Linked DNA regions of Homo sapiens: all the other regions are linked to region 1. Evidence: chromatin contacts called from ENCODE Hi-C or POLR2A ChIA-PET data. All regions are on one chromosome and are shown on one strand. Each heading gives the region's core, a stretch centred on a gene start or an enhancer-like site at or near the end of the contact. The rest is flanking DNA. Distances are from core to core; before and after follow the strand shown.

The links. Hi-C counts contacts between places; a loop is a spot of excess contacts on that map. ChIA-PET counts read pairs that join two places held with the same protein, here RNA polymerase II (POLR2A). Pooled maps may share reads with other maps.
Region 2: a loop to region 1 is called in a map of ascending aorta, with 15 times the contacts of the local background. The contact joins the promoter of GCAT here to the promoter of SUN2 in region 1. A Hi-C loop is called at or near these places in 1 of 168 maps with a recorded cell type or tissue (ascending aorta) and 8 of 50 pooled maps. POLR2A ChIA-PET finds 5 or more read pairs at or near these places in 1 of 52 experiments (WTC11).
Region 3: a loop to region 1 is called in a map of GM12878, with 7 times the contacts of the local background. The contact joins the promoter of EIF3L here to the promoter of SUN2 in region 1. A Hi-C loop is called at or near these places in 1 of 168 maps with a recorded cell type or tissue (GM12878) and 8 of 50 pooled maps. POLR2A ChIA-PET finds 5 or more read pairs at or near these places in 1 of 52 experiments (HEK293).
Region 4: a map of OCI-LY7 shows a loop between it and region 1 (4-fold over the local background). The contact joins the enhancer-like site here to the promoter of SUN2 in region 1. A Hi-C loop is called at or near these places in 1 of 168 maps with a recorded cell type or tissue (OCI-LY7), 2 of 37 single-sample maps with no recorded cell type and 4 of 50 pooled maps. POLR2A ChIA-PET finds 5 or more read pairs at or near these places in 2 of 52 experiments (B cell and GM10248).
Region 5: a map with no recorded cell type shows a loop between it and region 1 (8-fold over the local background). The contact joins the promoter of PLA2G6 here to the promoter of SUN2 in region 1. A Hi-C loop is called at or near these places in 2 of 37 single-sample maps with no recorded cell type and 8 of 50 pooled maps. POLR2A ChIA-PET finds 5 or more read pairs at or near these places in 1 of 52 experiments (HepG2).
Region 6: a loop to region 1 is called in a map with no recorded cell type, with 5 times the contacts of the local background. The contact joins the promoter of MAFF here to the promoter of SUN2 in region 1. A Hi-C loop is called at or near these places in 2 of 37 single-sample maps with no recorded cell type and 8 of 50 pooled maps. POLR2A ChIA-PET finds 5 or more read pairs at or near these places in 3 of 52 experiments (BJ, PC-9 and T-cell).

Annotation. Positions count from the first base shown.
Region 1 is chr22:38,753,325-38,758,462 of GRCh38, forward strand. SUN2 (Sad1 and UNC84 domain containing 2) reads right to left here and starts at 2,674. Exons shown (of 18, transcript NM_015374.3): 1 at 2,439-2,674. RefSeq lists enhancers at 1,488-1,557, 3,816-3,955 and silencers at 2,048-2,397, 2,508-3,057.
Region 2 is chr22:37,805,597-37,810,734 of GRCh38, forward strand. GCAT (glycine C-acetyltransferase) reads left to right here and starts at 2,338. Exons shown (of 9, transcript NM_014291.4): 1 at 2,338-2,567; 2 at 4,431-4,561. The coding sequence starts at 2,372. It overlaps H1-0 (H1.0 linker histone), which reads left to right. Exons shown (of 1, transcript NM_005318.4): 1 at 1-1,836. The coding sequence ends at 533. RefSeq lists an enhancer at 29-724 and a silencer at 2,153-2,442.
Region 3 is chr22:37,846,972-37,852,109 of GRCh38, forward strand. It overlaps EIF3L (eukaryotic translation initiation factor 3 subunit L), which reads left to right and starts at 2,448. Exons shown (of 13, transcript NM_016091.4): 1 at 2,448-2,511; 2 at 3,044-3,092; 3 at 4,309-4,519. The coding sequence starts at 2,479. MIR659 (microRNA 659) reads right to left here and starts at 803; the gene lies at 707-803. It also overlaps a transcript of ANKRD54 not described here. RefSeq lists enhancers at 1,567-2,089, 2,090-2,612, 2,613-3,134.
Region 4 is chr22:39,443,371-39,448,508 of GRCh38, forward strand. No RefSeq gene overlaps it. Among named protein-coding and RNA genes, the nearest start is that of MGAT3, 11 kb to the right of the region's middle. RefSeq lists enhancers at 3,595-3,644, 3,875-4,064, 4,790-5,138 and a silencer at 4,289-4,480. Within about 2 kb of position 2,896, at least 9 of the 41 ENCODE cell types and tissues checked have a DNase peak (open chromatin) inside an H3K27ac peak, as active enhancers do; they include B cell and OCI-LY7, where a contact is called at or near this core.
Region 5 is chr22:38,178,850-38,183,987 of GRCh38, forward strand. It overlaps PLA2G6 (phospholipase A2 group VI), which reads right to left and starts at 2,981. Exons shown (of 17, transcript NM_003560.4): 1 at 2,815-2,981. RefSeq lists enhancers at 1,384-1,553, 1,834-1,903, 2,534-2,983, 2,933-3,227, 3,144-3,253.
Region 6 is chr22:38,199,026-38,204,163 of GRCh38, forward strand. MAFF (MAF bZIP transcription factor F) reads left to right here and starts at 2,969. Exons shown (of 3, transcript NM_012323.4): 1 at 2,969-3,187. RefSeq lists an enhancer at 57-106 and silencers at 2,796-3,125, 3,186-3,625, 4,476-4,555.

The sequences.
Region 1 (5,138 bases), core at 1,424-3,923:
CCTGCCTCAGCCTCCCAAGTAGCTGGGATTACAGGTGTGCGCCACCGGGACTGGCTAATTTTTGTATTTTTAATAGAGACGGGGTTTCGCCATGTTGGCCAGGCTGGTCTCGAACTCCTGACCTCAGGTGATCTGTCCACCTCGGCTTCCCAAAGTGCTGGGATTACAGGCATGAGCCACCACGCTCAGCCAAAAGGATTTTTCTTTTCTTTTCTTTTAATAATAGAGACAGGGTTTCACCAAGTTGGCCAGGCTCCCACCTACGTCCTGATGGCGCTTGCACTGTCTGTCCCCACGGTGCACACTGTGCTGCCACATCTTGGTAAGATGATGATAAAATGGTAAGTGTCTGCTGGGACCGGGCTCCTTGTATACCTCATTTATATTATTAGAAGCAAGGTAGGTATCATTACTCCCATCTACAAGGGAAGAACCTGGACACTGAGGCAATGGGTAACTTGTCCACAGTCCCCAGCCTGTAAGTGCCAAAGCCAGGGTTTGGGCTCAGCTCTGACAGGCTGTAGGGCCTGGGTCTTTCTACTCAGGCATAAAGTTTTCCAGTTGTTTCAGGAATGTATTGAAGATTCTAGTTGTGTGTCCTCAGCTAGAATCTTTTTTAGCCTCACACATGCGCAAAACAAGGCTGTATACAAACTTGTTACACAACAAATATTTGTTAGCAAACTAACAAAATAGGGAGGAGGAGGGCAGCATGAATTACAGTCAGTTCCGGTCACCATGTGGGGCAGAAATCAAGGCTCTGGAACTGATAATGAGGACAAAGGAAGCCAAAGTGCAAAGATCTGGCAAGAGGTAGCATTCTGTGACATGAGGAAGATTAATGAACCACTCAGGTCTAGACACCCGAATTCAAAGTCCCCGACTGCCAACATGGGGAGTCTCAACGTTAGTGCCTCTGCTGGCCCGTACAACAAAGTCACTTGGGAATTCCTAGCACTTGCTTGTGACTTTTGATCACTTCTAATATTCCTGGTTGATACTTAAATGACCAGTTCTCTGGGTTGTGTGGTGAGTATAGAAGTCCACTTCCCAACCCAGGCTGCAGAAACCCGAAGGTCTGGTTAGTCCAGCTAGAAAGTCCTCCTCTGAAAAACAAGCAGCCTCATGTCCTGGCCTTGTTGGCATCTTCCCAGGTCAGACGCCCATCTGGCATCCCCTCTACTTTTAGCTGGTGTTGGAAAAGGGACCGATTGGTAGTAGGAAAAGCAGGAAGTTGGCCTGGGTCCTTGTCTCTATTCCTGTCCTTATAAGGTAATCTCCCCTCCCCCCTCCCTGCCCCGCCCGTACGGTCCCTACCTGAAGGCTCCAGCTGCCCACACAGGGACTCCTCTTAGCCTCTGTCCTGCTGAAGGAGGTGACACCTTTGCCCAGGGCAGAAACAAGGCAACATGTTTATACCATACCCAAGCTGCCGCTGGGAAGAACTAAATATTCTGATGGAGGTTGAGCGGGGAGTGCTGAAAACTGTCAGCACCCGCCTCCGCCCTCCCAGAACTCCCAGAGATGCCTCTCAGTCTTTCCTGCGGCATCCTGGCATCACAAAACAGTTTACCATTGAGTCTGGGTTTCACAAGATGAAAAAGGTCGAGGCCCCATTCTCCAAAACAAGAAGTGAGCCTCTGGGAGCTGAAATCTACTACTGCGAATCATAATAGACACCACCCCCGCCCCACCTCCTCCCTAACAATCAGTTAGGAAACGCTCATCGGAAAGCATCCTTCCCCACTTCTCAGCTGGGCGACTTCCTTTCTCAATTCCGCCCTTCCCCATCACAAACATCTCCATCCATCTTCAGACTTAAACCAGATCTGGGGCATCTTCCTCGTGACATTTCCACTCCCTGGGCACAGCCAGGCCACACGCCCTTGTGGGACCTGCCAAACGCCCGGTGCTAACTCCCTCTGCCCTCATTCCCACAGGCCAAACCTGCAGAAATTGTCACCAAAGGCGCGCCTCCTGGCTCTCTAAGTCACACCGCGCCCCCCATTGCTTTGTTTTGTTTTGTTTTAGAACTGAACAAAACGGGCCTTCCTCTGAGGCCCTGAGTTCTGACAGGCAGAGGCTGGGAACTGCCTGTCCCTGGAAACGGCCTGTCTGGCACAAAACCCGTAGGCGCTGCCCGGGGCCGGGTTGGGGCAGTCGGCCTTTGCCCTCCTCCTCCCGGGAGGCTGCCCGGGAAGTCCCGCCCGCAGACACCGCCCTCCCGGCTGACCAGTGGCGCGGCAGGCGGGGCGGGGGCCAGGAGGTGAGTCAGGGCGCGGGCCGCGGACCCGGGTGGAGGCTGGATCCGGCCCAGCACGTCCCGGAGAGGAGGAAGCAGGCCTGGCGGCGCGGCCCCGCCCGAGTGGCCCGACGGTGACCCGGGGTCAGGCCGGGCCGCGGCCCCCCAACCCTCTCCTGAGCTCGCCCGCACTCACCTGCTGCCGCGGCGGCTTCTAGCCCGGCCGGGGGCGTCCGAGGCCAGGCCGCCGCCGGGGCGCGCCCCCTTTCCGCGTGGGGATCCCGCGGGCGGCGCTCCGCTCAGGGCGACACAGCGGCCGGGCCCGGGGCGCGCGGGCACGCGAAGAGCGGCGACGCGGGACAAGGCGGGCGGGCGGACAATGCGGCCGGCGGAGGCCCGCGCTGCGCGAGTGGGGCCGGGCGGCGCGCGTGTGGCCGACTCTGTATGTGTGCGCCTGTCAGTCAACGCTGACAGGCCGCAGCCCATTGGTCAGGCCCCGCCGGCCGTCACCGCCCACCGCCGCCACCCATTGGCCGGTTTGAACACAAAGCCCCGGCTCGCCCCGCCCTCGCGTGGGCCCCGCTGCCCTGCGCGCTCAGCCTAGGAGTCCGCGCGTGGGAGGCGCTGGGCGGGCGGGGACCCCGGGCTGCGGGAGGACGCGACGGGAGCCTGTGCTGGGGCTCGGGCTCAGCAGGGCACTGGACTCCCGATCTGGCGGCTCAGAACACCTGAGACAGCTCTGAGCGCTCCCACGCGCGCCTGCAGCCTGGTTCACCAGGCCGGCGTCCGAGGGGAGGGTGGGAGCCCTGGGAGCGGCAGCGCGCGGGTGGCCCTTGGTGCACTCTCGGTGAGGCTGTCGAGGGCTTGCTCAACACCCGGCACCAGTGCCGTTGTCCTCTTAGCCGGCCATTTCTACACCCATTTTTCAGACAAGGAAACAGGTTGCTAATTTGGGGATTCCAGACATGCTGGGAGGCCCTGCCTCTTCCCAAGCTTTACCCAGAGCACCCAAGTTTCACGACAGCTCTTCTATTTTTTGTTTGTTTTAAACAGATTTTCTATTTTATTTAAATAGAGACGAGATCTCACTATGTTTGCCTAGGCTGGTCACGAACTCCTGAGCTCCAGTGATTCTCCCGCCTCGGCTTCCCAAAGTACTAGGATTACAGGTATGAGCCACCGCGCCCGGCCAGCTCTTCTGTTTTAAGGACGGTGCTTGCTGCACTTGAGCTGTGGGAAGGCAGGGCTGGCCACTCATTCTTCTACCTTACTCAGACTTGGAACGAGTGCTCAGCGTTTGAGTAAAATGCTGCCTGACTCCGGGGGTCCTGTTCCTTGGCTCCCCATCCGCCAACTGTACAGATAGAGCAGGTGCACAGCTTGGGATGAATCTCTTTCTGTGCCAGCCCTTCTAAGGGCAGATGAACAGTCGTTATTTTACTTTTAAAGTACCAAGAGGAAACGAGACAAGAATGACAAAATCACCGAGGCAGGAACAGGAAGGCTGTGGGGTCGGAGGATTGAGGAAAGGCAAAACCCTCATGCTAAAGCGGCTTCAGCCCAACTCCAGACAAGAACAGTCCCCTTTCCTGGGCCTCCATTGCCTGCTCTGGAAAGAGAAGAGTCTCCTGCTCTTCCACCCTCCTGGAGACCACGGTGCTGGCCATTATCACTCCTAGGTTTAGACTGCAAGCTCTTTGAGGACATGGACAAGCTCTCCAGAGCCTGGTACCGAGCCTGGCTCTGGTCTGAGTGTCTGCTGGATGGAGCAATGAAAGGAGAATTCAAATCAGACGTAGGGGCAGCATCCAGGTAGGGGAAGGGCCTCTCTGACTCCTCATCTCTGGGATGCGCAACTCCAGAATTCTGTCCTAACCACTTCTATGGAGTTGCCACATCCTACCTCCTCCATTGCACAGCCTGCTTCCCCCTCTCCGGGGGTCCTGGCAGACAGGGGGGTCTGGCCTTGCTGGGGTCGGGGGGGAGTCCAGGTCCCCTCCCAGGATGTGCTGAGTGGATATGTGAGGCTCATGCCCACAGGCTGACTGAAGGCAGGCCCCTCTTAAACTCTGCATCCTCTGGGGGCTGGGAGCAGGCAGAATAATGGTCGCTACAGGAATTCGGTACTAATGCTTGGAATCTGTGACTGTTATCTACATGCAAAGACTTTGCAGATGTGACTAAAGATTTTGAAATGAGATTATCCTAGATTATCAGGGTGGGCCCTAAGTGTAACACAAGTAACCCTTTAAGAGAAAGATAGGGGCTGGGCACTGTGGCACACGCCTGTAATCCCAGCACTTTGAGAGGCTGAGGCAGGTGGATTGCTTGAGCTCAGGAGTTTGAGACCAGCCTGGCCAAATTAGTGAGACCCCCCCCCCCCACCACCCATCTCTAAAAAAGAAAAACAAAAAAAGAAAATAATTAGCTGGGCATGGTGGTGTGTACCTGTAATCCCAGCTACTCAGGAGGCTGAGGTGGGAGGATAGCTTGAGCCTGGGAAGTCAAGGCCACAGTGAGCCAAGATCAAGCCACCACACTCCAGCCTGGGTGACAGAGCAAGACTCTGTTTCAAAACAAACAAAAAACCAAAGAGAGGCAGAGAAGACGAGCAGAGGGCAATGTGACCATGGAGGAAGAGATTGGAGTGATGAAGCCACAAGCCAAGGAATCAGAATAATAATAAGTGTCCTGTGTGCCACACCAATGAGCTCTGTGGCCTTGGACAAGTCAATGGGGCTCTCTGGCCTTCATTTTCTCTTGCATGAGGGTCACATGGGCAAAGGACTTCTGAACTACTTCATCCCAAAGGGGTTTTATCACCATGATCTTTGCGGGGAGACGGGAGGAGGTTGGGCCCTTGGTTTGTCCTGGACCCATCATCTGTCAGGTGGGC
Region 2 (5,138 bases), core at 1,088-3,587, 950 kb before region 1:
CCTCCAAGAAGTCCACAGACCACCCCAAGTATTCAGACATGATCGTGGCTGCCATCCAGGCCGAGAAGAACCGCGCTGGCTCCTCGCGCCAGTCCATTCAGAAGTATATCAAGAGCCACTACAAGGTGGGTGAGAACGCTGACTCGCAGATCAAGTTGTCCATCAAGCGCCTGGTCACCACCGGTGTCCTCAAGCAGACCAAAGGGGTGGGGGCCTCGGGGTCCTTCCGGCTAGCCAAGAGCGACGAACCCAAGAAGTCAGTGGCCTTCAAGAAGACCAAGAAGGAAATCAAGAAGGTAGCCACGCCAAAGAAGGCATCCAAGCCCAAGAAGGCTGCCTCCAAAGCCCCAACCAAGAAACCCAAAGCCACCCCGGTCAAGAAGGCCAAGAAGAAGCTGGCTGCCACGCCCAAGAAAGCCAAAAAACCCAAGACTGTCAAAGCCAAGCCGGTCAAGGCATCCAAGCCCAAAAAGGCCAAACCAGTGAAACCCAAAGCAAAGTCCAGTGCCAAGAGGGCCGGCAAGAAGAAGTGACAATGAAGTCTTTTCTTGCGGACACTCCCTCCTGTCTCCTATTTTCTGTAAATAATTTTCTCCTTTTTTCTCTCTTGATGCTCACCACCACCTTTTGCCCCCTTCTGTTCTGACTTTATAAGAGACAGGATTTGGATTCTTCAGAAATTACAGAATAATTCATTTTTCCTTAACCAGTTGTGCAAGGACAGCAACAACCAATCTAATGATGAGAATGTACTTATATTTTGTTTTGCTATTAACCTACTTACGGGGTTAGGGATTTGCGGGGGGGGCTTGTGTGTTTTGTTGGCTTGTTTGCCATGAAGGTAGATGTGGGTGGGGAGAAGACACAAGGCAGTTTGTTCTGGCTAGATGAGAGGGAACCCAGGAATTGTGAGGTTAGCAGGAATATCTTTAGGGTGAGTGAGTTTTCTTTGAGTTGGGCACCCGTTGTGAGAGTTTCAGAACCTTTGGCCAGCAGGAGAGAGGTGGTAGGGAGCAGCCAGCCGGCAAAGGAAGGAGGGGGAAAAAAACCGCCACCGGGCTGACTTCCACCTCCCAGTGGTGAGCAGTGGGGGCCCAAACCCAGTTTCCTTCTCATTTTTGTTAGTTTGCGCTTTCGGCCTCCCTATTTTCTTAGGGAAGGGGAGTGGGGTCCAAGTGACAGCTGGATGGGAGAAGCCATAGTTTCTCCCAGTCAGCTAGGATGTAGCCATTGGGGGATCTTTGTGGCTTCAGCAAATTCTCTTGTTAAACCGGAGTGAAAACTTCAGGGGAAGGGTGGGGAGTCAGCCAAGTGCCTCAGTGTGCCCTGTTGAAACTTAGGTTTTTCCACGCAATCGATGGATTGTGTCCTAGGAAGACTTTTCTTTTCCTCTGGATTTTTGTTCCTCCTGTACAAGAGGTGTCTTTGCTTGGTTTGGTGGGGCTGCGGCCACTTAAAACCTCCCGATCTCTTTTTGAGTCCTTTATTATAAGTAGTTGTAGCTGCGGGAGGGGGAGGGGGAGTGGGCGGGCAGTGGATAGTAAGACTTACTGCAGTCGATTTGGGATTTGCTAAGTAGTTTTACAGAGCTAGATCTGTGTGCATGTGTGTGTTTGTGTATATATACATATCTAGGGCTAGTACTTAGTTTCACACCCGGGAGCTGGGAGAAAAAACCTGTACAGTTGTCTTTCTCTTATTTTTAATAAAATAGAAAAATCGCGCACTTGCGCGTCCCCCCCCCACCCCCTTTTTTAAACAAGTGTTACTTGTGCCGGGAAAATTTTGCTGTCTTTGTAATTTTAAAACTTTAAAATAAATTGGAAAAGGGAGAAACTGAGCGGTGTATTTTTCCTCACTTTGAAGACTGGAGAATGAATGCGGAGCGGTTAGGCGGGCAGGCAGTGGGGACATCTGGGGCGTTTGCACCTGAGAATGGCGGGGGAGGGTTCAGGAGCTGGACAGAAGCCAGGAATCCTTAGTCCCGGAGGCTGCGGAACGTGCCTTAGCCGGCTTCTAGGCTTCTGCCTTTGGGGTCCAGAGGGTACCCCATTTCCGGCCGAGAGGTGAGTACGTGGGAATGCGGTGGGGAGTCTGGTGGGCTTGGCCCTGACGCGACTTCCTCCGCCCCCTTCCCTCCCCTCTGCCATCCGGACTTCGGCAGTCTCAACTTACAAGTCAAGCCTCTCGGTCCCTGGCGGATCCCGCCAGGCCCCGCCCACCCGTCCTAGGCCCGCCTCCCCGCCTTTTTAAGCGAGCCCCCCTAGCTCCGATTGGCTGCTGGAGCCCGGCCCCCGGCCACGCGACCAGGCTGCGTCCGCGATGCGCACGGCTCCCAGGCAGGCAGGCGCGCTCGGGCGAGGTAGGAGCGATGTGGCCTGGGAACGCCTGGCGCGCCGCACTCTTCTGGGTGCCCCGCGGCCGCCGCGCACAGTCAGCGCTGGCCCAGCTGCGTGGCATTCTGGAGGGGGAGCTGGAAGGCATCCGCGGAGCTGGCACTTGGAAGAGTGAGCGGGTCATCACGTCCCGTCAGGGGCCGCACATCCGCGTGGACGGCGTCTCCGGAGGTAACGCTCCGTTCCGGGAGTCGTTCCAAGACCTTTCCCGAGCTTGCGCTGGAATGGAGGTCCTGGAGGTGGGGGTGGGCGGCTCCTACACTCTTAGCTACTGTTCCCCTTCGCATCTCTCAGGGCGACTTTATGGCTTCCTAATATTGACTCTTGCCTGGTTAAACCCTTTTGACGGAGGGAGGCGATTTGCCCAGCAAGAAAACCCGCATTTCTTGAGCGGCTCCTTTGTGAAGGTCTCTACCAATTGTTGCTGCACGTGAACTCCTGCTAACTTCTAGACGCAGGAATGACTAATTCCACTTTACAAACGAAGAGGCTGAAATCCACAGATGTGAAATGGCTTGCCCAAAAGCCCCCAGCTAGCTGCAGGCAGCGCTGGAATATTGGAGCTGGAACATTGCCTGACTGGCCAGAGAGGACAGCTTGCTGGGTAAACTCATAGCAAGCAAGGGGTCCCAGGGCTGCCACAGAAATCACATGATGAGTTGGCCCTGCCAGGTCTCCCTCATTTCTTTCTTTCCTTTTTTTTTTCTGAGATGGAGTCTCGTCTTGCTCTGTCGCCCAGGCTGGAGTGCAGTGGCGAGATCTCGGTTCACTGCAACCTCTGCCTCCCGGGTTCAAGCGATTTTCATGCCTCAGCCTCCCAAGTAGCTGGGACTACAGGCACGTGCCAGCACACCCGGCTAATTTTTGTATTTTTAGTGGAGACTGGGTTTCACCATGTTGGCCAGGCTGGTCTCGAACTCCTGACCTCAAGTGATCCTCCCGCCTCAGCCTCCCAAAGTGTTGGGATTACAGGCGTGAGCCACCACTCCCAGCCCTCCCTCATTTCACTCTAACCAGTGGTTACACCTGACTTATTCGTGTCAGGCCTCAGGTGAGTGGTAATCATCAACAAGCTCCCAAAGCTGCCTTCTGCCCAGGAAATAGGCATAGAACCCTTGGTGCTGTTGCACTCATTTGTAAAACAGAGGTCCCAGGTAATCCCTTCTCTCCCTCAGGGGAAGCTTAGAGCCGGTCAAAAGATGGGAAATTAGGAGACCCAAGTTCTCATCCTGTTTTTGCCTTTCCCAGGCTGTGTGAACTTTCCCCTCTGGCTGTTTGCTCCTAAGGTCAGCTGTGTTCACTCTGGGCTTTAGAATTCGGGGACTGGTATCTCAGGCACCTACCTTTGGGGGTGTGATTCTGGCAGCAAAGTAAACTGTGGAGTTCCAGGACTGCAGCAGGCGTCTGATCCAGCCCTCTTCTTTAACCCTCAAGGAAACCAAGGGGTCAGATAAGGAGTCAGTGGTGGTCTTCAGGCACAGGAGAAGCCTGTGAGGAAGGGCTGAGTTCCTCCTTGGGTAGAATGTGATTCAAAGCCAGAGTTTAGGCTGGGCACAGTGGCTTGTGCCTGAAATCGTAGCACTTTGGGAGGCCAAGGCAGGAGGATTGCTTGAGGCTAGGAGTTCGAGACCAGCACGGACAACATAATGAGACCCCATCTCTACAAAAAATAAAAAAATTTAATCGGGCATGGTGGCACGCACCTGTAGTCCCAGCTACTCAGGAGGTTAAGTGGGAGGATTGCTTGAGCCTGGGAGGTTGGGGCTACAGTGAACCATGATTGCACCACTGTACTCCAACCTGGGCGACAGAGCTAGACCCTGTCTCAAAAAAAAAAAAGTTTAAACTTCTTGCTCTTCAAGATGTGTAGCACTGACGCTCCTTCTGTAGCTGTTGAATTTGGTGCCTCCTCAATGGTGACTCCAGGTCTGTTTCCTTTCTGGACCATTTCCCCAGGGCCTGGCACTGTCATCTTTCCAGGCCTGCCCTTGCCCCACCTGAGCTGCTGTATCCATCTCCTCTCCTTCACCTCAGGAATCCTTAACTTCTGTGCCAACAACTACCTGGGCCTGAGCAGCCACCCTGAGGTGATCCAGGCAGGTCTGCAGGCTCTGGAGGAGTTTGGAGCTGGCCTCAGCTCTGTCCGCTTTATCTGTGGAACCCAGGTACACAGTGAGTGGTGGGGGGTTGTGGGGACTGACCCCAGCTGCCTGCTTCCCACAGTCAGCAAGGCTGGTTTAGCCAGCTCAGCTCAGCCACAGCCCTGGGCCTACTGTTGGCCTCAGAGCTGTGCAGCAGAAAGGCTGAGTGCAGGCCTCTGTTTTGCTGAAAAGCTTTGGCCAAGGAACTTTATATATATATTTTTTCTTTTTGAGACAGAGTCTTGCTCTGTCACCCAGGCTGGAGTGCAGTGGCACAATCTTGGCTCCCTGTAACCTTCGCCTACCAGACTCAAGGGATTCTCCATGCCTCAGCCTCCTGAGTAGCTGCGATTACAGGCATGCTACCACACCCAGCTAATTTTTTTTTTTTTTTTTTTTTTGAGATGGAGTCTCGCTCTGTCGCTGAGGCTGGAGTGCGGTGGCATGATCTTGGCTACTGCAAGCTGCGCCTCCCAGGTTCACGCCATTCTCCTGCCTCAACCTCCCGAGTAGCTGGGACTACAGGCGCCTACCACCACTCCCGGCTAATTTTTTGTATTTTTAGTAGAGACGGGGTTTCACTGTGTTAGCCAGGATGGTC
Region 3 (5,138 bases), core at 1,198-3,697, 910 kb before region 1:
GCCTCCCAAGTAGCTGGGACTACAGGCGCCCGCCACTACGCCCGGCTAATTTTTTGTATTTTTAGTAGAGACGGGGTTTCACCATTTTAGCCGGGATGGTCTCGATCTCCTGACCTCATGATCCACCCGCCTCGGCCTCCCAAAGTGCTGGGATTACAGGCGTGAGCCACCGCGCCCGGCCAATTTCTTTTCTTTTTTCTTTTTTTTTTTGAGGCAGTTTTGCTCTTGTTGCCCAGGCTGGAGTGCAGTGGTGCAATCTTGGCTCACCACAACCTCCGCCTCCTAGGTTCAAGTGATTCTCCTGCCTCAGCCTCCCGAGTAGCTGGGACTACAGGCATATGCCACCATGCCCGGCTAATTTTATATTTTTAGTAGAGACGGGGTTTCACTATGTTGGCCAGGCTGGTCTCGAACTCCTGACCTCAGGTGATCCATCTGCCTTGGCCTCCCAAAGTGCTGGGATTACAGGTGTGAACCACTGTGCCAGGCCTCGGAGAAGGGTTATTATTTAAACTAGAAACTAAATGTCTCCCAAAGTTAGCTCGGTTCGAGCCAGGAATGATTAAGGGCAGTCTGAAGATTAAATGGAAGATGAGGGTTGGTTAGATCAGATCTCTTTCACTGTCATTATTTTCTCACTGTTACAATTTTTGCAAAGGTGGTTTCAGCAATAAAAATATTTCACAAATTTTACAAAAGCAAAGGACCATGAGGACATTGTTGGGGACCCTCCCTGAACCAAGGAAGAGACTGTGACTCTTCCTTGGTTCAGGGAAGGTCCTGAACCAAATCGAGGGTCGGTAAAGCTTAAGCTCCATTATTTCCAAATTTGTGTCACCTCTGGTGACAGCACAAGGAAGAAACACAAAACAAGAACGCAGCATAGGGAGTTGGGGCTGGGCATTGCAATTCTCAATAGGATGTTGAGTGGATGGCATCAGAGCAGACACCTGAAGGTGCCATGCAGATACCGATGGGGAAGGGAATGGGAGTGGGGGTGCCACTGCATTCGATTCTAGACTTGGATAACAGTGAGTGCAAAATCCCAGAGGTGGAGCGTGCCTCAGTGGGAAAAGCAAGGAGGGCGGCGTGACAAAGGGACCCAGAGAGTCCTGGTCACACAGCAAATCAGTGGCGGAGTAGGGACTGGAACTCGGATTTCCACTAGGTGTTGTGTATGGGCAGATGGCTAAACTAAGGCCTCTCCTTGACTCATACACCGGTTTTTATTGGTTTGCTTTATAACCCCATCTCTACCTTGAGGGTTTCCCCTGGCCTCGAACCCGGTGTACTCAAGAGCTGCCCATGTCCCAGGCTTCGCGACACAGCTGGCCTCATCTTTGCCTGCTCCAACTTTAATGTCCAAAGTTGGGTGGCTCCTGTTCTCCATTCCCTCTTACTGCATGGGACCAAATCTCAATTTTTTTTTTTCTTTTTTTTTTTAGACGGAGTCTTGCTCTGTCGCCCAGGCTGGAGTGCAGTGGCGCGATCTCGGCTCACTACAGCCTCTGCCTCTCAGGTTCCACCGATTCTCCTGCTTCAGCCTCCTGAGTAGCTGGGATTACAGGCGGACGCTACCACTCCCGGCTAATTTTTGTATTTTTAATAGAGACGGGGTTTCGCCATTTCGGCCAGGCTGGTCTCGAACTCCTGATCTCAGATCATCCACCCGCCTCGGCCTCCCAAAGTGTAGGGATTACAGGCGTGAGCCATCGCGCCCGGCCAAATCTCAATTTTTATCCCCAGTAAGTTTAGTCTTGTGAAGTCCGAACGTTTGAATAATTTACTCGCTGCAGGCAAACCGCCTACAACTAAATCCATCAGGCCCCCGTATCCGAATCTTCCTTCACGCGAGAAGCCGGCCATCTTTTGTGTAGCATTCTTTCTGGTTCCTCTAACTTTGCCTCTCCTTTACGCCAAATACGTGTCCTTATATCTGAATCTACACCACTATTATAGATTCACCTTCTTTGAGAAGTCCCTATTTGAAGAGAGGAAAATTCAGGCTACTTGTAACCCTCTTATTCTTTTTAGACGGAGTTTTCCCTCTTGTTGCCCAGGCTAGAGTGCAATGGCGCGATCTCGGCTCACCGCAACCTCCGCCTCCCGGGTTCAAGCGACTCTCCTGCCTCAGCCTCCCGAGTAGCTGGAATTACAGGCATGCGCCACCACTCCCGGCTAATTTTGTATTTTTAGTAGAGACGGGGTTTCTCCATATTGGTCAGGCTGGTCTCAAACCCCCGGCCTCAGCCTCAGGTGATCCGCCCGCCTCGGCCTCCCAAACTGGTGGGGTTACAGGTGTGAGCCACGGAACGCGGCTCCTCTTCCTTCTGGATATGGCTGTCTCAGATGGCCAGAGGCCTCGGAAAGGCTTCCGGTTTCCCGGCAGGCCCGAGTGGGGCTGAACTTCCGGCCTCAGGACGCAGGCGCGGGCCGCTCATTTCGCTCTTTCCGGCGGTGCTCGCAAGCGAGGCAGCCATGTCTTATCCCGCTGATGATTATGAGTCTGAGGTAAGGTGGCCGTAAGGGCGCGGTGGGCTCCACGACGGGGTGATCTCTGGGACCACTGGATGTGGGTCCCGGCGCGAGGCAGCTTCCGGGTCGCGGCCAGCTCCGGCCGACCTCCCGCCCGGCCCTCAGGCTGCTCCCACAGTTCCCGGTCCCTAGACAACCCTGGCTCTGCCCGCCCACTTCGCGTGTTCGATTGGCTTGTCCTTCCCCTTTCTAAGACCGGAGACTAAGGCCTGTTAGACGTTTCTGTGTTTCTGCACCTGAGTTTTTTTGGTCTAGGCTCCGTCTGGTCAAATCTCGCTGATTCCCACAGCCTCTTGTCCTTTGCTCCACCTCATTGCACCCGTAATGTTGTATTGTCATTGTCTGTTTACTGTCCCTTTTCTCTAAGGCGTGTGAGTTCCTCAAAGGCAGGCACAGTGTCTTATTCGCCTCTGTATCCTTAGCTCTCTGCTTGGCATCTAGACTCTAGGATGAGCGTTTTGAATTCACGACTTGGCGGCTGTCCTTGACTGTGTCTCTTTCCTTCTAGGCGGCTTATGACCCCTACGCTTATCCCAGCGACTATGATATGCACACAGGTGAGACCACGGGTTAGGCTGGCTGAGTACTCGTAGGGATCAGTTCCTTTGGAATGTCTTAGAACCAGCTCTGACAGGCATCAAAAATTGCTCTTTGATGGTCCAGGTTTGGAGTCAGTCATTAGCTGCCAGTGCGAGGGGTTTTATAAAGCCTAATAAACCAGGCTTTTTATCATAGTCCACCTCAGTCTTGGAAGAGAAGGATTACTTACCTGGCTATGGTTTTCTTGTGTAAACTATTAGCCAAATAAGAAAAGCTTTTTTGTTTTTGTTTTTGTTTTTGTTTTTGAGATGGAGTTTCCCTCTGTCCCCCAGGCTGGAGTGCAGTGGTGCGATCTCGGCTCACTGCAACCTCCGCGTCCCTCGTTCAAGCAGTAGTTCTCTTGTCTCAGCCTCCTGAGTAGCTGGGATTACAGGCGCCCACCACCATTCCCAGCTAATTTTTAAATTTTTTTAATAGAGACGAGGTTTCGCCGTGTTGTCCAGGCTGGTCTTGAACTCCTGACCTCAGGTGATCCACCCGCCCCAACCTCCCAAAGTGCTGGGATTACAGGCGTGAGCCACCGCGCCTGCCCCAAGGAAGAAAATCTTGATGTGAAAAATTTAAGTAATTCAAACCAAGCCCGAATGAAATCTTTTTAGGAGGTGTCTGAGGTTTCCTGAAACGTTATAGTGACTTGACTTAGTAGTCAGTGTTATCCATTGTTCTAAGTACTTTGTATGAAATATTTTGTTTAATCCTTACAGCAGTTCTGTATGTTAATGTCTCCTAAAGAATAGAAAATATAGCAGAGAGGTTTATTAGTAGTAACTTGGCACAGTCATATATTTAAAAGGTGACAGTTATTCATTCAAGAAATATTAAGTACCTGTTACCACTTACTTTCCAACAGTCTTGCCTCTCTCCCCTCCAACGCACACTTTTCTAGGCCCTGAGGGTATGTCTGAGTACAAGACAGACGAGATTCCTGACTTCCTAGACTTGGGAGAAGGGTGCAAAACAGATAATAAGTGAAAAATAACTTTAAGTCATGGTAATATTTTTGAAGAAACAGGGACAACGAGATTGGGAGTGACTTGAGATGTTTGTATCTCTGAGTATTCAAAAGGGAATTTTACGCAGACCTGAGTTTAGTTTCTGGGGTGGTCTTGCCATTTCGTTCTATCATATATGTGGGTTTGAGCATACTCTGTATTTGTTGTATCCAACCTCCAGGAGATCCAAAGCAGGACCTTGCTTATGAACGTCAGTATGAACAGCAAACCTATCAGGTGATCCCTGAGGTGATCAAAAACTTCATCCAGTATTTCCACAAAACTGTCTCAGATTTGATTGACCAGAAAGTGTATGAGCTACAGGCCAGTCGTGTCTCCAGTGATGTCATTGACCAGAAGGTGTATGAGATCCAGGACATCTATGAGAACAGGTATGGGCTACTGGCTGAAAGGGCCTCTTTCTGGGTGGGACTGGCCTGGTAATATAGTTCCTACAAATGAGGTGAGCACTCTGTAAACAGTACTTTCGGGGGGGTTGGGGGGTGGGGGTCTTTGTGAGTCCTTGAGGCTAGGGACATTTTATTTTGTTAGACTTTATTTTATTTATGCATTTGTTTATTTTTTGAAACGGAGTGTCACTCTGTCGCCCAGGCTGGAGTGCAGTGGCAAGATCTCGGCTCACTGCAACCTCCGCCTCCTGGGTTCAAGTGATTCTCCAGCCTCAGCTTCCCGAGTAGCTGGGACTACAGGCATGTGCCACCATGCCTAGTTAATTTTTTTGTATTTTTAGTAGAGACAGAATTTCACCATGTTGGCCAGGCGTGTGTTGAACCCCTGACCTCAAGTGATCCACCCGCCTCAGCCTCCCAAAGCACTGGGATTACAGGTGGGAGCCACCATGCCTGGCCTAATTTTTGTATTTTTAGTAGAGACGGGGTTTCATCATGTTGGCCAGGCTGGTCTTGAACTTCTGACCTCAAGTGATGTACCCCCGTTGGCCTCCCAGAGTGCTAGGATTACAAGCGTGAGCCACCATGCCCGGCCTGTTGG
Region 4 (5,138 bases), core at 1,646-4,145, 690 kb after region 1:
GGTGGTGATGGTACCATACAAGGTGAATGTACCTAATGCCACCACACTGTGTGCTAAAAACTGGTTAAAGTGGTAAATTTTGTGTTACGTAGATTTTACCACATTTTTCTTTTTTAAAGTTTGGCTACCCAGTGGATTTGTGCTGACCAGGGCATTGAGACTTCATAGTCACTGGAGCTAATGAGAAAAGATGCGGGGAGACTTTGGCCAGGTGTCGTCCAGGCACTGCCTCAGCCAGGCCTCCCAGGCTGGGTAGGCGTGAACAGAGGATCCTGCAGGGAGGAGCAAGGCCTTGCTTGGCCTCCACACTGGTCAAAGCCACCCGGCCCCAGAGAATCAGCCCCTCATTGGGCACCTCGATTGCTGACTGCCCTGTCTGTGGTGAGAGCCAGCAAGATTTCTTCCTGTTGTTAATTTGATTTTTTATTGGCTCTATGTTTTTTTATATTCATTTTGCAAATTTGCTTTGGTTTGGTTTTGTTTTTTGAAACAGAGTCTCACTCTGTTGCCCTGGCTGGAGTGCAGTGGCACGATTCAGGCTCACTGCAACCTTTGTCTCCTAGGTTCAAGCGATTCTCATGCCCCAGCCTCCTGAGTACCTGGGATTACAGGCGCCCGCCACCAAGGCAGGCTAATTTTTGTATTTTTTAGTAGAGACAAGGTTTCGCCTTGTTAGCCAGGCTGATCTGGAACTCCTGGCCTCAAGTGATCCTCCCGCCTTGGCCTCCCAAAGTGCTGGGATCACAGGCATGAGCCACCGTTCCCAGCATTGCTTTGTTTTTAATGTTGGAGGCAAACATAAACACAAGAGCTTTACACCTAGCTCGGTGTCTGCGCATATTTAAGAAACACTGTGATAAAAATGACTGACGACAACCCCAGAATCCATGAGAATTTTTTTCTTTCTAAGAGCATTAGGATTTGAGTCATGCCATGGTTTGGCTTCTGAATCTGTCTCCCTTGGAGCAGGGTCATCTCTGTGTCTCCGTGGGGACATAGGGCCAGTCTTGAAATTGTTTCCTGAGTGAGTAATGAAGTGAGTGAATGAATGAATGAAGAGCTAGCAGAAGGAGAAATCACTGGGGGGCAGGGTGCAGAAGCAGCAGGAGAATCAGGGAAGTCTTCCAGGAAGAGGCCCAGGCATCCTGGGCCCAGAAGTGGGATCAAGAGTTTGAGGAATAGGAGATGGGGTGGGGATGGGCGTATCTCAGGGTGAGGCACGAGTCCGGGCCTGAAGGGTGCTGAGGGCCTCTGCCTAGTGATGTCACGCCTGGAACCCAGCCTCTGAGCCCAGCTGTCGGGGCGGGCAGTCTAGGGGCAGCCTTCCCCATCAGACCTCTGGGAGTCAGCCCCACAACTCCCTCCCCATGCCACATCCCAGACAACACCTGGTCCTGCAGGTCTCATCTCCTCTTTCCAGCCTCCCATCTCCACCCCAGCCACCATTACCTCCCCTGTTTCCCAGCGCCTCTGCCAGCTCTCCCCACTGCCAGTCTGGCCCCATCTGATCCATCTCAGACCAGCGACATCCAATCATTCCTCCAGCGAATATGCATCGAGCACTTAGTGTGCGCTCAGCTCTGATTGGGAACCAAAGAAAGGCCCTGCCCAGTGGAGAGACAGACAACAAACAAGGAAACCTAAGCGCGTCCTCTGACAGCCAGCAGCAACACGCGCCAGGGGGATAACAGGAGGAATCTGAGAAGGGATCCACGGGGCGCCTTCTCTGTGCCTTCAGGGCCATGGCTCCAGACCCTCTAGCCTTGTCAGGACTGCTGTGAGCTGTGAGTCTGGTCCTAGCCTGGCCAGCCTGGACCAGGCCACCAGCTCCACATGGCCATCACATTGCATGGCAGCACAGTGTGATCTTGGACGAGTCACTTTCCAGTTCTGAGCATCAGCTTGTCCACCTGTAGGATGAGCTTGGTGGCAAGAACACTGCAGGAATCACCAGGGCCCTGAATCCTCCTAGGAGCTGGAGGGTTGGCCCTGTGAGGAAGGAGTGACTTTCATCCCGACCTGATTTAGAAACAGTCTCTCTCCTGCCAGCTGCAGTCAGTGGGGGCTACGTCATACCCCTCATGAGACGGTGGAAGGCTCAAAAGTGATGTGGTTCATGCTGAGACATGGCCACAGTAAGTGTCCCCACAGCAGCAGCCCTTGTTAGAATCCTGCTGCTCCGTTCCCTGGAGACTTTGTCCAGCCGGGGAGGGTCTGCCTGGATTCAGCCGTCTCCAAGCCTCTAATAGTAGTGAAAACGGCTGGTGTTTCTCCGACACAGCCCCTGGGCCAGTGTCACAAGCACCACTCACAAGGCTCGCTCATCCTGCACCATCACTCCAGACCATGCTGGTGCTTTTACTGTCCCTCTTTGGGGGGATCCAAATCTAGGAAAGGCGATGTAACTCACCCAGACCTCCGGTGGGAGCAGGCCTTGTGCCTGGTCCGCCTGCCATGTCACTGTCTCTGCGGTGTTGGCTGGGGCGGCCCCCTGGCCTCCCTCCCAGGCCCAACGCCTGGCAGGGGTGGCTGGAACAGCTGGGGGAGGCGGCCCCTCTCTTCCCTGTGTGGTCCAGGGCCGCTCTCCCCCTGGATTTCCCTCCATAGCTGCTGACCTCCAAGCTGGAGGAAAAGGACATTGCAAGGCCACTTGAGGCCTAGCCTGGACATTTCCTCATCCTAGTGGGCAAAGCAAGTCACAGGCCTGCCCAGGTTGCAGGGAGGGGAAAATGGTGGACATGCTGCCAGGGCCGGGGAGGGAGGGGACCCTGCAGCCATCTTGGCAGACATCTCCCACCCAAGGACCCCAAGCCTCAGAGCCGTCCTTAACTGCTGGCAGCCTCCAGTGGGGCAGGGCAGCAGAGTGTATGGTGATCCCCATGCTTGCAGAAGAGGCCCAGGAGGCTCGAGGCCCAGCTGGGGGTGAGTAGAGGAGGATAAGCGGGCTCTGGACAGGCCCCAGCGTAACCAAAGGCCATTTCCTCCAGAGGCCCCGGCTCTGTCCCCGTCCCTGAGGGTGTTTTCCCGGGAATGAGCTGGGCCTGCTCCTCCTGCAGGTGATAACACTTGGCCCTGCCTGGGGTTTCCGAAAGGCGGAGGGCGCCACACAGCAGCCGCTCCCTGGCCCCGCCTCGGCCTCACAGACTCTGGAGTGCAGCAAATGTCCCCAGACAGTGATGTTCACTGAGGGTAGCAGGGGGGAAACCAGGGTGGATCTTTCCTCTCCTCCAACCCCTAGAGGCCTCGTGAACCTTTCAGTGGCCTCCCAGCACAGGTGCTGCCACTCATTAGCTGCCTGATCTTGGGAAAGTTAACTTCACTGCTTCATGCCTGTTTCCTTATCTGAAAAATGGGGAGAAAGGAAGGGCAGACACGATTGCTCTGTGCCAGGCCCCGTTCTAAGCACTTTGCATCTAGCAACTCATGCAAGCCTCCCAACAGCCCTGTCAGGCGGGGTCTGTTATGACATTCCTCACTTTACAGATGAGGAAATGAAGGCACAGAGAGGGCAAACAAGTTGCCTGAGGTCACACAGTGAGTCAGTGAATCTCGGAGTTGGGCCCAGGTAGCCCAGGTCTGTCTTGTTAGCTGCCATGCCCAACATCACGGCCTGGCGTGACAATGCAGGATGATGCCAGCCCGTGGTCAGTGATGTGGGTTTGCTTCTGTGGTTATCATCCCCGTGCTCTTTCCGGAGCCCGAACTGCACCTGCTCCGCTAGTGCCTGTGCTCCGCCTCCTATTCCTTCCCTTTTCTATACCATAGTGTGGCTGAGGTTGTTTTAAACCTGAATTTGTTTGAGCCCCTGAGCTTTCTAGTTGCAGTTCATTGCACTTCGCAGAGCAACTGGCAGGAAGTGTGTGTGGTGGCCAGAGCTCTCGCCGCAGATGCAGGCCGTGTTAACGGAGCGCAGGGCAGCCAAGGCAGGTGAGAGACCCTTTGTGTGCATCTATGCAAGTCAGGACATGTCGGGGGAGGGCAAATGGAGAGTAACTGGGATGGAAAGGTCTGGAAACCATGTCATAGGAGGAGGCGCTAAAGAACCTGGGAGGAGGCCGGGCGCGGTGGCTCACACCTGTAATCCCAGCACTTTGGGAGGCCAAGGCAGGCAGATAACGAGGTCAGGAGTTCAAGACCAGCCTGACCAATATGGTGAAACCCTGTCTCTACTAAAAATACAAAAAAAATTAGCTGGGTGTGGAGGCACATGCCTGTAGTCCCAGCTACTTGGGAGGCTGAGGAAGGAGAATCACTTGAATCCGAGAGGCAGAGGTTGCAGTGAGCCAAGTTCGAGCCACCACACTCCGGCCTAGGTGACAGAGTGAGACTCCGTCTCAAAAAAAAAAAAAAAAAAAAAAAAACCTGGGAGGAGAAGTGGTGGAGGGACCCTTGCCAAATGTCTGGAGGACCGCCGTGCCAATGAAGAAGCTGGCTTGCTCTGCCCAGTTCCAGGCAGCGGGTTCTAGGGTATCTAACAGCCAAAGTGGTCACATAATAGAGTGAGAGAGTGAGCGCCACATCACAGGACGTGTGTAAGCAGTGGCATGAGACTGGGGCCACAGGAGATGACCTTGAAGCCCCTCTCCTCACCCAGGTCACAGGTGTGAGGCCCAGTGGAACCATATTTGGCCAGTTCCCCAGCCTCAGAGCATGCTTGAGCTAAAGGTCAGTGGCTAAGCCTCCTACCGCCAGCAGGAGACCCTGTGGCCGATCCCAGATTTCCTGAGTGAATTTCTCTCTTCTTCCAGTTCTACTCGCTGGCCCAGGTCCAGCTGGACAGCCTGGACCCCTGAACAGGGCTTCCAGCAGCACCCTGGTTTATTTAAGTTTCAGGCCATCAAAAGGACCAGAGTAACCGCTGGCCCCTAGCTGGCCACCTGGGGTCTGTGGTTTTCGGGTTCCGACAATCACAAATAGACTGGATGTTCCCAAGGTCGCCTCCCAGGCCCAGCCCCTGCCCACCTTCCTGTGGCTTTGTGGCTGCCGAGTGATGACTCGGCCCAGGGGCCGTGAGGACAGAGGCTGAAACTCCCTGACAGGCCTGGGGACCTGAAGTTGCTGTAGGATGGACAGGCCAAGAGTCAGTGTGGCTGGGCCCACGCCCCCACCTCTGAGTTTCAAGGCCCCTTCACCAAGGC
Region 5 (5,138 bases), core at 1,731-4,230, 570 kb before region 1:
AGTGAGACCCTGTCTCAAAACCAAAACAACCAACCAACCAAAAAAAACCCCACAAAATCCCTGACATCCTGGAACTTATATTTTAGACAGAGCTACTAATAATAAAGAAGATAAACAGGTAAATATTTACAAAGGTTTTAGATGACAATTAACTACTGAGGAGAAAAACCAGAGAATGGGGATAGGAAGTGCTGAGGTGGAGAGTGAAATTTTAGATTGGGTGAGGAGAGAAGTCTTCACCAAGAAATTGATCTTAAATAAATACCTGATGGAGAGAGATGAAAGTCATATGAATAGCTAGGCAAAGAGAGCGTGTGCAAAGGCCATGGGGCTGGAACATGTTTAGCGAGTTCCAGGAAAAGCAAGGAAGCCAGTGACATCAGAGAGGCAACAGGGGGCCAGGCATGTGCCATGAGAGGAGAGGCCACTGCAAAGAAACAACATTTTAACAAGATCACTCTGGCTGGGTGTGGGGTAAGAAACAGAGAGGCATCATAGATAATCTCACAGCTTTGACCTGAGCAACTGAATGAACAATACTCCTATGTCCTAAGATGAGAAAGAGAGTGGGAGGGACATGTTTTGGTGAAGAGTGGGGTCAGGGATGGAGGGCAGAACTAACAGGAGCTCAATTCTAAACTCTTAAGTTTGAGGCCTGGCGCGGTGGCTCACACCTGTAATCCCACCACTTTGGGAGGCCAAGGCAGGTGGATCACTTGAGATCAGGAGTTCGAGACCAGCCTGGCCAACACGGTGAAACCCCGCCTCTACAAAAATACAAAAATTAGTTGGGCATGATGGCGCATGCTTGTAATCCCAGCTACTTGGGAGGCTGAGGCAGGAGAATCAGGAGGTGGAGGTTGCAGTGAGCCGAGATCGTGCCATTGCATTCCAGCCTGGGTGACAGAGTGAGACTCTGTCTCAAAAAATAAATAAATCAATAAATAAATACTTCAAGTTTGAAAAGCCTAAGTTTGAGGTGCTGAGTAAGCAACTAGATTTGAGTATGTCATTCCAGGGAAAGGTCTGGACTGGACTGGGGATATAAATTTGTGGGCTGACAGAATAGAGACGGCACTTAAAGAAATAAGACTGGATGAGATCACCATCCGAAAACGAGAAGAGGCATTTAAGACATGACCCTATCAAAATCCACTGTGAAAGACACAGAACATATTCTCCCAGGGAGCCACCCTCTACAAAGTGAAGTTTGTAACACACTCTTCACTACGGCCCCTTACTCCTTGCCTACCTACTTCCCCCAGCACACACACCCAATAGATGTCTGCAGACACACACACACACACACACACACACACACACACACACACACAGAGTATTTAAATTTCTCCTTTCTGTATCTCTTAGTGATGTCATTCTGCTGAGTAAGAGGGAAACTCCCTTTTGGGGAGTCTCTCATGTAACAAGAAAGTAATCCACGGAAGGAACAAGAAGTGTCCTAAACAGTAGCAAACCTTACACATCAGGACAATCACACAGGCTCTGGTGTCAGATTCCAGCTTCAACCTCATCGGTGTGACCTCAAGCAACTCATGCGCCCTCTTTTTCTCATGTGAAGTGAGAATATCATTGGCCACACCAAGGGTAGCCTAGAACATCAGACAGTCCGTAAATATTTGTTAGATAAACGATGACTGAATGAATGGTGAAGAGAACATATACAGAAGAGCCTGACTCACAAGAGGTGATGAACAAACACTGCCAAATGATACACTGAAAGACAAGGGACCTCCTGCTCATCCTTCTCTCCTTGTCTTCTCATTCTAGCCCTTTCCCTTTCCACTCCTTTCAATTCTGCCTATGACCCAACAGTAAAATCATGTATTTGTACAGGGCCATACTGGTTATAAAGCTTTACCTTCTACATTTTCTCATTCAAATTTTGAACCTCATGGCAGACTTACGAGGGCAGGAGGTACAGTTCCCCTGTCACAGATGAGGAAACTGAGACTTGGACAGAAAACAGGTTCCAAACTCCAGGCAGAAACTCTAACAAAAACAATGCATTCAAAAACAATGCATTCAGCCCAAGGGTGCAGCCTCAACGTTGCCAAACCGAACCTGCCTGACATCCTGTTGGGCGGGTAAGAGGCAGGTGAGGGAAAGACCCAGAAGCTAGGGGGAGGTATTCGTTGGGGTCATGTGGGTAGCCCATTAAAAATACGGCCACAGGTCCCCTTGCCCTGTGCCCTCCCTGTCCCACACCCACAGGCTTGCCCCGACCCAGTCCCATGATCACCCTGGTCACATGCTCCCTGTCACCAGCTTCCAAGTCATCTGTGGGAGCAGGAGGTGGACACAGGATTAGGGGTGGGAGACTCTGGGGTGGCCAGGCTGAGGGGAAGGAGGGAGCATGTCGGGGGCAGGTCTGGAGGCACGCGAGAGAGGAAAGGCAAGGAAAAAAAGCAGGGAGGAAAGGCAGGAGAAGCAGGGAGTGAGAAATGAGTAGAGGCACCACGAAAGGTGGAGACGGACGTGAAGTGGGGAATCAAGTGAGCACTTAGAGGAGCACAGGAAGGAAAATTAGGACGGCCAATGGGGCCTAAAGAGGCACTGAGGGTCGGGGAAAGAGAAGAGATGGATTGACTCGGGAAGTTAGGGATACTGAGGGAGACACACGGAGGAGACTGGGGTTCAGGGGAGAAACTCAGGGTCGAAGCTGGGGTCCCTGGGGTCCACAAGTTCGAGATGAGACACGGGCGGTCTCGGGATGGGAATTGGGGACGCAGGGGGATGAAAAGATGGAAGGTGGGGGCACTCAGGGAGTCACATAAGGGTTAATGGAGGACATGCCTCAGAATCGGAGACACGAGGAATATCCAAAGGAGGGTCCGGCGGAGACTTGGGAGTCCGGAGCGCCGAGGAAGTTGGGGAACGGACCCCCAGGCCCCGCCCACCCGCGAGGTCACTCACCTCGGCTTACTCAGCACTTCTACTTCCTCCTACTTCCGCAAACAAACGGGCCTCGGGCCACGTGATGGCCTGACCACCGCTCTCCGCCAATCACTGGTGGCCCTGTCCCAGGCCTCCTCTAGGCTCCGCCCCCGCGCCCGAGGACGGCGGGAGGCGGGGTCCGCCATTTTTTTTAACTGCCCAATGGAAGGGGCTCCCTTAGCCAGGAGGACGAGCTTTCGGCGGGAGCCAATCCTCGGCGGCGAGGCGCGGCCATGTTTGTGCGGGGCAGAAGGTGCCCGGCTTCTTGGCAGTCCTGTTGATGAGGGCCAGGAGTCCTACCCTAGTCCGCCTTCCGCCTCCTAAAGCGACCAGAGCCTGGAGTCTGAAGTTACTGTTAATGATTGCTCGTAAAGATAAAAATAAAGGCAACAGAGGCATAGGGCATAACAAGGAGGAACCTGTTTTGATTTTTGCCAGGTAGCCTCAAGCCAGGGTTGCCAGATGTAGCATATAAAAAATACGGGATGTTAAGTTACATTTGAATTTCAGCTAAACAGCCAATACATTTTTTTCCGATAGAACAGAAATTGATTATAGCTTTTTTATTTTTCACAACTAAGGCCAAATTCCCTAGGGGAATTACCACATGTCCTTTTTTTTTTTTTTTTTGAGACAAGTCTCGCTCTGTCGACCATGCTGGAGTGCAGTGGCACGATCTCGCTCACTGCAACCTCCGCCTCCCGGATTCAAGCGATTCTCCTGCGTCAGCCTCCCGCGTAGCTGAGATTGCAGGCGCCCGCCACTACGCCCAGCTAATTTTTTGTATTTTTAGTAGAGACGGGGTTTCACCATGTTGGCCAGGCTGGTCTCGAACTCCTGACCTCAAGTGATCTGCCCGCCTCAGCCTCCCGAAGTGCTGGGATTACAGGCGTGAGCCACCACGCCCGGCTCCGAAATTTTTAACATAAGTATAATATACTAAGTTTAGTATTGTGTTAAAAATGTGTGCATTGTTGTCTGGCAACACACCCTGAGCCAGTCTCAGGAAATACCTTAGCACTTTCAGTAGGAACTTGGGCAAATGATCTCTGTGAACCTCAGACCCATCATCCAGGAAGTGGGCACAGTAATACAAGATTGTTGTAATATCTAGAAGTAAATTGGTCCCCATTCGTGCACATAGTGGGATTTCAATAAATGGCAGTTGTTAGGGTTAATAATGCCGATAATGAGGTATTTTGCAGAGAAGCCAGGAGACTAGACTTTAGTCACACATCTGCTTCGGACTGAGCAGGTCATGTCCTCTCTTCAGCCCACTGGCTTGGTTGGACCTTTTCTTTCCCTAATAATCACCCAACCCTAGGTCTAGATGAATCTGCCAGACTGCTCTCCATTTACGTGGGAAGTATAGTTGCGGGTGTCATTCTTGTGAAAAGAAGCGTGTAGGCCGGGTGCGGTGGCTCACGCCTATAATCCCAGCAGTTTGGGAGGCTGAGGCGGGTGGATCACTTGAGGTCAGGAGTTTGAGACCAGCCTGACCAACATGGTGAAACCCCATCTCTACTAAAAATACAAATAATTAGCTGGGTGTGCTGGCCATAGTCTGTAGTCCCAGCTGCTCAGGAGGCTGAGGCAGGAGAATTGCTTGAACCCAGGAGGCAGAGGTTGCAGTGAGCCAAGATCATGCCACTGTACTCCAGCCTGGGTGACAGAGCCAGACTCTGTCTCAAAAAAAAAAAAAGTGTGTTTCCTCCTTAGTCCGTCTAAAGATATTAGTGCCTAGACAGGGCAGCCAATGCAACTTGCGCAAGGTTTAGTTAAGAATCTTCACAGGTTAATGAAATTAACCATCTTAACTAATATCTGTACAGAGCTTTACCAGTTACAAAGTGACTTCACTTCCATCATATCCTCGTGTCCCCATTTTACAGGTGAGGAAATTGTTCCTTAAAGTAAGATTTAAAATTTGCTTAAGAGTTTCAGCTTGACTGCGCACAGTGGCTCACGCCTGTAATCCCAACACTTTGGGAGGCCGAGGTGGGCAGATCACTTGAGCTCAGGAGTTCAAGACCAGCTTGTGCAACATGGAGAAACCTCGTCTTTAAAAAAAATACAAAAATTATCCAGGTGTGGTCTTGCATGCCTTTGGTCCCAGCTACTGTGCAGGGGAGGCCGGGGGGTCAAGGATGCAGTGAGCCAAGATCGCCTGCACTCCAGCCTGG
Region 6 (5,138 bases), core at 1,719-4,218, 550 kb before region 1:
CACACTTGTAGTCCCAACTACTCGGGAGGCTGAGGTGAGAGGATCGCTTGAGCCCAGAAGTTCAAGGCTGCAGTGAGCTATGATCATGCCACTGCACTCCAGCCTGGGCAACAGGGCAAGACCCTGTTTTGTTTTGTTTTGGTTTTGGTTTTAAAGGGGGTGGGGGGTAGAGAAAATAGACAACTCACCATTGTGCAGTTTCTAAAACTGAGAACTTTCCTACCCCAAAGGTTAACCTAGGTGGCTCTTTCTGCTATGCACATGGAGAGGACTGAGCAATTGGTTTTTAGAGATCCTTTTGAGTGCTAGACAAAGCTGCCTCAACATTTGGTCACTTGGGAAACTAGTGGGCCAATTTGCATACCAAACCCACAGCCTGTGGGAGGGAACGGAAAGAAGCCATAGTGTCTGGTGGACCAAGGCACAGAGGCAGGAAAGCAAGACAAGGGCGCTGAAATCGAATTTGCTACATCAAGGAAAGTGGGGGGCTGGGCGCGGTGGCTCACGCGTGTAATCCCAGCACTTTGGGAGGCCGAGGCGGGTGGATCACGAGGTCAGGAGATCGACACCACGGTGAAACCCCGTCTCTACTAAAAATACAAAAAAAAAAAATTAGGAGGGCGCGGTGGCGGGCGCCTGTAGTCCCAGCTACTCGGGAGGCTGAGGCTGGAGAATGGCGTGAACCCGGGAGGTGGAGCTTGCAGTGAGCTGAGATCGCGCCACTGCACTCCAGCCTGGGGCAACACAGCGAGACTCCGGCTCAAAAAAAAAAAAAAAAAAAGGAAAGTGGGGATCCTTACTGGTGATCAGGGTGCCACATAGAGGCCTACCCATTTGGAGAGGCCCTATGCCCTCCACAGTGGAGTAAGTGCCATGATGTCGGCTTCACAGGAGGGACTGTGGGAGCGATGGAATTTCAGGCAGTGGGAACATCATGAGCAAAGGAAAGCAGGGGATGAACAGCAACATCCACCCCGCACGTGGCCTCCAAAGCCATCTCTTTTGGGTGGGGCTTCCCACCACGGCGCACACCCCTCATGTTTATGTGGCCCTCCTCCCCTGGTTGCGATGTACCCCCAAACATCTGGGCCAGGAATCATTCAGACCTGGATACCAATTCCAGTGCTTGTACTTCCTAGCTGAGTGAATTTAGAAAGTCACCTTCACCTCTCTGAGCCTCCAGTCATGTATTCCTTCAACATGTATTTACTGTGGGCCTACTATGTGCCAAGCACTACTCCAGGCACTGGGCAGGCAGTGGTGAACAAGATAAGCCTGGCCAGGCGCAGTGGCTCATGTCTGCAATCCCAACACTTTGGGAGGCCGAGGTGGGTGGCCTGAGGTCAGGGGTTCAAAACCAGCCTGGCTGGGCATGGTGACTCACCTGTAGTCCAGCTACTGGGGGGCTGAATTCCTTGAACCTGGGAGGCGGAGGTTGCAGTGAGCCAAGATTATGCCACTGCACTCCAGCCTGGGCAACAGAGTGAGACTCTGTCTCAAAAAAAAAAAAAGAAAAAGAAAAAGAAGCAAGGCCTGCCTTCATAAAACATACATTCTGGTTGGGGAAGACAGACAATAACCAGCACTCACATACATAAATGATGAAACACCCTACAGAAGTATTAAGATAATATAAGAACAAATTTCAAGGCTGGGTGCGGTGGCTTGCGCCTGTAATCCCATTACTTTGGGAGGCCAGCGTGGGTGGATTGCCTGAGTCCAGGAGTTTGAGACCAGTTTGGGCAACATGGCAAAACCCTGTCTCTACAAAAAAAAAAAAAAAAAAAAAAAAAAAAAAATACAAAAAATGAACCTAGCATGGTGGTGTGTGCTTATGGTCCCAGCTACTTGGGAGGCTAAGGTGGGAGAATGGCTGGAGTCCAGGAGAAGGAGGTTGCAGTGAGCCGAGATTGTGCCACTGCACTCCAGCCTGGGTGACAGAGTGAGACCCTGTCTCGAAAAAAAAAAAAAAATTCAGAGGTGAAGACTGCTTTAACCAGGGTGGTCAGGAAATGTCTCTCTGAGGCAGTGACATCCGGGCTGACGTGAAAGATGAGAAAGAGTCAGGCAAGTGAACAGAAGACCAGACAGCCAGTGCCAAGGGCCTGTCGCAGGAATGAGCTTGGTATGTTTGGGGGACAGAAAGAAGGGCACTGTGGCCGAAGAGCAGTGGATGAGGAGAGAGTGGCCAAAGAAGGTGTGTAAACAACCTGAGCTTTGTTTTGAGAAGAACATTGGCTGGTATAGAAAGAAAGACTTTGGAGGCAAAGTAGGGAGCCTCGGAGGCTGCTGCCATTGTCCGGGTAAGCTGATGGTGCCGAGACCAGGTGCCATGACTGGAGGTGGTGAGAAATGGTCCTATGCAGGAGACCTGGAGACACCGCTAGCTTGAGTCCTGAGGTGGGGAGGAAGGGAGAGGGAGGGATGGAGCCAGGCTCCAAGGTTTTGGCTTGAGCAGCTGAGATGGGGTGGCAAGGGAGCAGAGGTAGGGCTGACGATCAGGAGCGGGTTTTTGGGCCGAGTCCTCTGCAGTGCCCATCTGACACCCACTGGATGCGCAGAGTGGGCAGCTGGCTATGAGTCTGGAACTCAGAGAAGCTGTTCGCTCCGGAAATACAAACCTGGGGCTCATAGCCATATAAATGTCATTTAAAGCCACGGGACTGGATGAGATCATTAAGGCAGAAGGTCTAGGTCGAAAGAAGAGGGCCAGGACCACTACCTGTAAAATGAGCCAATGACACCTACACCCACGGGGCTCTCGCGAGGTGTCACGTGAACGCACCCAGCGAGCCCTGGAACCAGGCAGAGAATCGCGGCAGCCCCGGGGGCGGGGCTTCCAGGGGGCGGGGTCATACGGGGGCGGGGCCGAGGGACCAAGCGGCCGCTCCTGGCCGGAGGGCGGCCGGGTCGGTGACGTCACCGCATGACTGGGTTTTTATGAATGAAAGGAATCCTGTGAGTGAGTAATTCCGGGAAGCTCGCCTTACAACTCCGCGCGGCCTCGGCCCCCTGCGCCGCCCGCCCCACAACAAAACTCAGCGCAGCGCTCCCGGGCGCCCGGTTCAGAGCGACCTGCGGCTCAGAGCGGAGGGGAGACTGACCGGAGCGCGGATCGGGACAGCGGCCGGGACAGCGGCGAGACGCGCGTGTGTGAGCGCGCCGGACCAAGCGGGCCCAGAAGCGGGTGAGGAACGCGGGACCAGGAGGACGGTGCGCGGGACCCCAAGGCGGCAGGGTTTCTGCGTCCCGGGATGCGCCTGGGGTGGGCGCCCGGGCCCGATCCGTCGGGGCTCCCGGAGCTCCATCGCCCGGACGGCTCGGGGCGGGGAGAAGGGAGCGGCCGTCCCGGGGACGCCGAGGACGGGGCCGAGGCCAGCTCGGGGGAGTGGGGGTGGAGACGGGGCCCCTTCCCGGGGCGCGGGCGGGTAGGCGGCGGCGCCGGGAGGAAGGGGCAGCGCAGGCCGGCGATCTCCGCGTCCGCCCGGCGGGGGCGGGGGCGCTGTGCTCCTACGTGACTCGGTGGGAACAGGCCCTGGCCCGGCGCCCGCGGGCGGTGCGTGCGCGGTTTGTTTACGTCCGAGGGCGGGCGTGTGTTCCCTGGCGGGCGGCCTGGGTATCCTGCCCGGTGCGTGCGTGCGCTGTGTACCTCGGGGGCGTGTGTGCGTGTGTTGTGCTTGTGTGTGCGTGTCCGCGCGCGCGCTCCCTGGGGCCTGTACACCAGCAGTGTGTACCTCGGAGAGGGCGTGCCCTGGGCCGGCCACCGGAGTAAACGCGGAACAAGGACCCGAGCGAAGGAAGCGGACCCGTGCGTCTTCGCACGGGGTCTGGGAATTCTGGCCCGGGCCGCCCCAGTCCTACTACCCGGGGCTGTCCGTCCCCGGCTCTCCCCGGAGTTTCCCAGGGCCTCCGCCACGTGACCCCAGTGTTTGTCTCCCGCCCAGAGCCCGCGCCCGCAGCCACAGGGTGGGGCAAGGTATCAAAGACCCCACCCAGCTGAGCTAGGAGTGAGGGATGTGAGCCACCCCCGCTTGGCACCCCGGTGGATCTGGTAACAAAGTGAGTTGGAGCCCAGGTTCTTGTCCCCAGATTTTGGGGCTTCCTGGGGAGGGAAGAACCAAGGGACTCTCGTTCGTCCCCAGGGTTGCCCATCCCCTCAGTCCCATGAGAACAGGAAGGGCCAGAAAACCTTGACTGCAAGGGTGCGGCGCAGGGAGAGGACCACAGGCTTTTAGCTAGTCCGGGTTCTGGAGGCTGTACCTGCTAGGTCGTGGAGGATGGGGCGGAGCCGGTTTCCGCTCTCCTGGTAGTTTCAGTTCACAAGTGGGACTGGTGAGACTAGACTGACCTACAGCTGGACGCCGGAAGCTAGCTGAGGCTCTGAGCCAGCCGACAGACCCCGAGTGCCCTCACCCTGGGCCAGGCAGGGTCAGTAGGCATTGGGGATAGAACTCTGACTGCACGGAGGGTTAATGAGTGAGGGGTGGGGCCTGACCTAGCCGCCACCCACCCACTCACCCAATAGCCCTGCAGAAAGCACCTGTTTGTCGTAGCCGCCTGCAGGATGGGCTGGGGGCTAGAGATTCCTTGGTCTTAATCCACCTTCCCCCTCCACCCACCCACCCACGGTCTATGGAATTGTGGGAGGGGAGCAATTGAACTTGCTAGGGTGAGGAACCAATGATCTTTTGACTTTGGATCTTTGAACCCTGGGTGAGCTCTGCTACAGCAGCCCGGACCCTCAGTATTCCCATCTACCACTGGGAACTAGGTAACAGCCAGGATGGCAGGATGGTGGGTAGAAGGGGGAAGCTCTGGAAGTCTGTGCAGACAGCGTATTTTCCAGGTGAATTGTGGAAGAGAAAGCAGGGCTGACAGCCCCATGCCAGGAGCTGGGGGTACCCAAGAGTAGGTGGGGTTTGAGTCAGGAGGGTTGGGGCCAGGAGCACAGGAACCAGACAGGCCCACCCTCAAAGCTGGGCAGGAAACATTACAAAGTAGGGCCTGGGGTCAGGGGATGAGGGGAAGTGGCTGGTTGACTCAGTCCCAGATGGAAAGTTAGCACTGAGAAGTTTAACTTCCCATTGAATCACCCCTGGGCCCTGCATTGCCATTGGGCCCTTGTCCTGGACCAGATG